2 separate regions of the Mus musculus genome follow, and region 1 is linked to region 2. A link is a contact called in ENCODE Hi-C or POLR2A ChIA-PET data. All regions are on one chromosome and are shown on one strand. Each heading gives the region's core, a stretch centred on a gene start or an enhancer-like site at or near the end of the contact. The rest is flanking DNA. Distances are from core to core; before and after follow the strand shown.

What was found. A loop is a pair of places that touch in the nucleus more often than their neighbours do. ChIA-PET counts read pairs that join two places held with the same protein, here RNA polymerase II (POLR2A).
Region 1: a loop to region 2 is called in a map of left cerebral cortex, with 4 times the contacts of the local background. The contact joins the promoter of Lrch1 here to the enhancer-like site in region 2. A Hi-C loop is called at or near these places in 6 of 37 maps with a recorded cell type or tissue (Patski, adrenal gland and left cerebral cortex). POLR2A ChIA-PET finds 5 or more read pairs at or near these places in 3 of 5 experiments (Patski and embryonic stem cell).

What each region holds. Positions count from the first base shown.
Region 1 is chr14:74,946,549-74,949,478 of GRCm38, forward strand. Lrch1 (leucine-rich repeats and calponin homology (CH) domain containing 1) reads right to left here and starts at 1,329. Exons shown (of 19, transcript NM_001252132.1): 1 at 836-1,329. The coding sequence starts at 1,112.
Region 2 is chr14:74,883,101-74,886,288 of GRCm38, forward strand. The region is part of intron 1 of Lrch1 (leucine-rich repeats and calponin homology (CH) domain containing 1); the gene reads right to left. Among named protein-coding and RNA genes, the nearest start is that of Gm10847, 37 kb to the right of the region's middle. Within about 2 kb of position 1,423, at least 2 of the 3 ENCODE cell types and tissues checked have a DNase peak (open chromatin) inside an H3K27ac peak, as active enhancers do.

The DNA.
Region 1 (2,930 bases), core at 79-2,578, 63 kb after region 2:
TGGGGTACAAATCGTCCCGCAAAGAACAGAACAGGATATGGTCGGAAACTTAAGTCAGATCTGCACGGATTCCCAAGGCCCCAACCCTCTTCCACCACCCTCCTTCCTGTTTATGGGTCCACTCCCACAACTCCGACTACTAAAGGGAAAGCAGACATCTCCAAAATATGTCAACACATGACACAACTTGAAGAAGCAGGCTGCTCTGTGGCGCGGGTTACAACTTGCCGGGCTCACACTGGCAAACAGGCTCACTTTAATTACTTTTCATTTACTATGCCACGCTTCCCCTCCAGGGCCCCCGCAAAGACCGGGGTTAGTGAGAACCGGGGAGCCCCGGTGGAGGGAACCAAAATGTGTGGGCGGAGAGCCAGACACCAGCCTCTGCTCGCACAGGCGCAGAACCAAGGTTGGCACCGCCTCTCTGGCTGCAGCAAGCCACGGTCGCGCGGCGCGGAGGCCGGGGCCCCGACACTACGCGGAGAGGACAGGGCTAGCCGACGGCCGGCCACCTTTGTCTGGCCTTCCCCACCCACCAGGACGCAGAATGCTTCCATGTAGAGGTCCACGACTTGGTTCGTGTTCTGGACTTGCTCGCGGTCGCCCGAGATGCCCCCACTTCCCGCGCGCCAGGAACAGCTCCTAGGCGCATCCCTGCGCTCCTGCACCACGGTCGCAGGTCGCCGGGGCCAGGAGGACCACCGTGCCCGCTACAACCACCGTGCTCGTTGCAGAACCCGCTCCTGCCGAGCCAATCTAGTAACACATTCGGGCCCGGCGGGAAGGAGCGACAGCCCGGCTCGCACACGCGTGGCCAGCCCCGGCCTTGTCTCACCTGCCCGAACCGTGTCCGAGAGGTCATGTCCCGGGGCCGTAGTCCTGGGAAACTCCTTCAGCTTCCTGGCGCTCAGGTTCAAGCCCCCAGAGTTGGCCGCCTCCTCCAGCGCGCGCTCCAAACCACGGTTCAAGGGCAGGTTGAAGCCGGTGCCGCCGGTGCCTCCGTGGTGCTGGTGGTGTTGGTGGTGTTGGTGGTGCTGGTGGAGATGCGGGTGCAGGGCGGTTACCGAGAGAGCGGGCGCGAAAGCTTGGGGTTCGCTTCCCGGCGTCGCCATCTTCTCCCGGTCCCCCGCCCCGCCGCTCCTGCGCGGGGTCACAGGTTTCCCCGGCGGTCCCGAGTCCCCGCAGCGCTCCCTCGAAAGCCGCGGGACTGCGGGAGGGGCGGCAAGCGGCGCAGAGGTGGAGGCAGCAGTTCGATCGCCAAGGTTTCCAGCCGGGGGAGCCAAGGGCTGCGGCGGCGGCAGCGACGGCAGCGGTGGCGCGCCTGTGTCTGCTCGTGCTCGCGCCCCCGCCCGCCGCTCCTCCTCCGCAGCTTGTTGGCGCTCCACCCCCGAAGCTGGCTGGAACTGGATGCACATTCTGGGTGACTTTCTCTCCAGCCCGACCCCTTGTAGTTTACACATCTGCGGGCCAGGGTATTTTGTCGGTTTCGTTTTTGTCTTCTGGGATTTTTTTTAAGCCGTTTATGAAAACCCAGGCGAGGCGGGAGACAAGATTTGGAATACAAGGTCACAGGGAGGAGAGTGGTTCTGGTTGATTGATCCAGAGTTGCCCCCAAAAGCAGTTTTTCCACTGTGGGTTTACCCTCACGGACGCCCCCTGGCATTTAGGTGCTTACCATACAAAATCTCTCACTAAATCCAGGAAATCTGTGAGTGGAAAAATTGCTTCCTTCAGCGAGAGGAAGTTAAAGCGAGCCGCGATCACCCCTGCAGAATTCGAACACGCAGCCCACAGTCACCAAAATTTTGCACCTTCACTACAGACCACAGGAACAAGAAAGACTTCAGGGCAAATAGACAAATCTATAGAGGAAGGGCTTTGAGAAAGGGTAATTTTTATGATAAAATACCCAAATTATTACTCCAAGCGTTAGAACGCCAAAGACCTAGTGATCACAAAGGTCATATCTTAAACCTAAGCCTAGGTACTATGAAATGTTCCGGGTGCGCCACCTTCTTATTCATGTGAGGCATGGGAACTGAACTGTCTGATTGCAAACAAATCTTCTGCCATGGGTTGACCTACAGTGGGCGCCTGAGCCAGGCCTTGCACCCCATGGAAGAGCCAGAGGACCTGTGTCACCTAAAGCCACCCAGCTGGAAGACTGATAAAGCCTCCATTCCCTTCCCACACCTTAACAGCCTGGGACCCAAAGCTTGATAGTCTCTATGGAGTGACTCGGCTTGGAGAAATGAGGCTGGAGTGAAGTATGGACATGATACAACTTTATCATACATACTACAGTAATGCAGATCTGTGATAGTCTAGGCAGCCGCGTGGACCTAATGACTTCTTGGGCTCAGCACTAAGTATGACATGATCTATGTCACTTGCATGGACTTCGCTACAGGGCTACCCCTTAATTCCTGAGATTCCAGGCTGAGAGCAAATCCTACTTATTCCGGAAGAAACAGGCGCCACCTAGTGGTGTGCCGCCCTCACCCCCCACCACCTTCCTCCTCTCTGGCTCCACTTCCTTCAAGTCTCTATGATTTCATAAACTGTGCCTTAAGCTTAGTTTTGTTTTCACCCTGTTCTGTAGGCGGTCTCTTCGATCTGTTGCTTCCTTTGTGGTGTAGAAGCATTTTCATTTCATTCAATCTTGCTTGACAGTTTTTGTAATCATTTCCTGTGAGCTTAGGGCTCTTTTCAGAGAATCCTTCCCAATTCCTGCATCATGGAGGGTTTTTTCCTGTTTTCCTTTGACCATTTAAGGTTTTTGAGTGTTATATTAAGTGCTTTGATCCATTTTGAATTGATCTTTGGGCAGGGCAAGATACAGAGATCCAGTTTAATTCTTCCACATGCAGAATCTAGCTTTCCCAGCGCGATGTGCCAGAGACCTTCTTTTCTCTGGTGTGTGCTTTGGG
Region 2 (3,188 bases), core at 173-2,672:
CCACCCCCACTTCACTGATTTTTGTTTTTTCTGCAAGACTTCAAGCCTCTATGGCTTTCATTAAAATCCAACTCAAACTACTAGCATTCCACCGAAGGTGGAGGCGTACGTATTCGCTAGGAAATAAATGGAAGAGAACAGGGCACTAGCAAAAAACTCTCACTGTAAAGCTAAGTGAATCGGATCCCAGCCAGTTCCCTTCATGCTGCAGGAAACGCTTTCATCCCTCCAGCCTCCAGCCCACGCCATCCACGTCACACTCCAGGCGACAAAATGAAGGAAGGTGACTGCACGGCAGCGTGTTCTGTTCTGTCTGTCTTTCAGCAACTTAGCCTGGCAGGCAAAATTGTTGAAAGTGAGGAACAGAGGCAGAGCTGCATAACTCACGGTGAGTTAAGAGAAGTGGGTGGGGCAGCAGCCTTGGAAAGCATGACCCATCCATCCATAGTCAGTGATAAAAGGTGACATGCTTAAACACATCCCTCAAGGAAAAGGTTGACTTCAATGAAAAGCAAGCAAACACACACCCACACACACACACACACACACCCACACACACACACACACACACCAAACCTGATGAGGATGAGTAGGTGTTTTTCAAAAATCTAACTAACCATACTTTGTTTCACTGGTGCTGGGAAGCTCACACTTTATAGGTGGTTTAAGACTCTTAAATTAGGGCCTGTGAGATAGCTCAGTAGGTAAAGGTGCTTGCTGCCAAGCCTGAGAACCTAAGTTCAATTCCCAGGTCTCACATGGTAGAGAAAGACGGACTTCTGAAATTGATCCTCCATATGCATGGTGAACACACACAAACGCACTACAATAAATAAATGTAGTAAGCATTTATAAACTAATTTTATTATTATATGTAAGTACACTGTAGCTATCTTTAGACACACCAGAAGAGGGTGTCAGATCTCATGACAGATGGTTGTGAGCCACCATGTGGCTGCTGGGATTTGAACTCAAGACCTTCTCTCCAGCCCATGAACTGATTTTAAAAGGCTCTTAAGCCAATCACATTTGTGGATCTCCCCATCCTTACAGCTTGTCTTGTCTCCCTCACTCTCCTTCCATACCTGTCTCCTGCAGTACCACGGCACTTCTGAGAGCCCCTACCCAGCCTTCACATGCTAATCACCCGAGCACTATATCTTATCTTGCACAAAAAAACCTGGGCCGGTCCCTGGCAATTACCACCATTAATCAGAAACTGCTCCCAAGATAAAACCAGATTGCATTAAACATACCAGATGATGAGTCCCTAGCTCACAGGGACTCTGTAGCCTCCTAGCAGCTGCTCCCAGGAGAAGCAGAACGCTGGCCCAGTCCGAAACCACTCGCCCAATTACAGTGGAGGCCAATGACAGGCCAGCATCTTTAAACCACACTAAAAGCTTCAACCTCGGCTTACTCTGGGCCACGCGCCAGAGGGATCGGCTATTATACCGGGCAGCCTGGCCCCTTGCAAATACTGTTTTCCCAAAAGGCTTCAGCTTTCACTGAGCAGCTCCTGCACAACAAAGCCAGTTCAGGGAAATTACCGAGGACAAACTTCCTAAAGAAACAGCGAGTGTAAAACCTTCTCAATAGGCAGGCCCTGTGTCCCTGCACCCTGCTAGAAAACCCTAGGGGAGGGCAAGTTGTTCAAATTAGAAACTAATTTATATCCTTAGCTTATTCTTAGTATGAAATGATTTCAACAGATACGATAGAATAAAAAAAAAAAACAACAACAACAAAAAACAAAACAACAACAACAACACATATACTGAAATTTTTCATCTTTCAGGTCCTTTGACCCCTGAACAGTTCCTTTGGGGGTTATGCGAGTGTCGTTTGTCCTGAATATTCTAGAGCCACACTTTCATGTCAGTAGTACAGTGAAGAAGCTCAACAGATACTGGAATCCAATCCACTTACAAGGGTTCCACAAGCCCGTACCTGTTGCCAGAGGCAAGGTCAGGATTCACACTGCTTTTTAATGAGCCTCTGCCAGTGAGCCTCATGCAGACACTTGTCTGTTAGCAAAGATGCAAATCATACCCACCCAGGCTGAAGGGAAGCAAATCCACTCAGCAGTCAAGATGTGGCAGGTTAGCTCTGTGCCCTAGGTAGGTCTTCAGTGTTGCTTAACGGTCTCAACCAGGCGGATGGCTGGCCGAAGGAATCCCATCAACACAGGAATCCCATCAACAGAGAAGGCACGAGTTAAGCCTGCTAAACGCTTAACATGGTTGCTGTTTTTGAAAGGTGTAGAGTGTGTGTGTGTGTGTGTGTGTGTGTGAGTGTGCGTGTGCGTGCGCGCGCGTTATATAAATCATGGGTAAGTATGTGTAACATTCTAATAATCCCAGCACTCTCTTGAACTAACATCGGGTAAGTATGGCAAGCATTTTACCAACTACGCTACCATTCCAGCTGCTCTATGAAAGTTGCGCATCTCGCACATTTTATCCCTGGGCTCCTTCAGCAACGTAGCATGTTCCATTTAACTCAGCTCCTTAGGACTGCTTTATACACCAGCTTATGCAAGCACCCTATCACAGAGAGAAGAAGAATGCGGTTTGATAGGGTTTAGAGTCTTATGTCTGCAGCACAGGCAATAATAAACCTATTCATCAAATAAACCCCTTGAGCACTTGAGAACACAAACTAGAGAAGACAGAAAGAAGCCTTCAGGATCGACAGTGGAAGCTGTTCAGGGCAAGCTCACCCACCTGAGGACTGTTCCACTTTATCGCAAGGCAGTGTCCACAAATACTGACCACAAAACCACAAGGTAACTGGTGGCTTTACATTTTCTTGACATGCTGGCTTTATAAAACTTTATAATATCGAGGGTGTTAAAATATCAAATTTATTCAAATACAATAAGAGTCTGACTTAATTCTTTTTTTTCTGAGAGATCTAGTTAGGGCAACAGCCAAGAATCAGGTACAGCTCCACTCCCCCATTACACCTTACCTCCACCTGGCTCCTCTCTAACACCAGCAGAGTCACCTGTTAGGAAGCAGATGCAAGTCTGTGGCGCACCTGTTAAATACCTCTCACAGTTTGCTGCTGCCCCAGACCAAAGGCCACTCTGGATTTTCTGTTCCAAGTATGGTATAGCAGATCTAGGTCCTGACTAGTTATTTGAGCAGTATGCCTGGCATTCCTTCGGTGAAACACCACTGGTC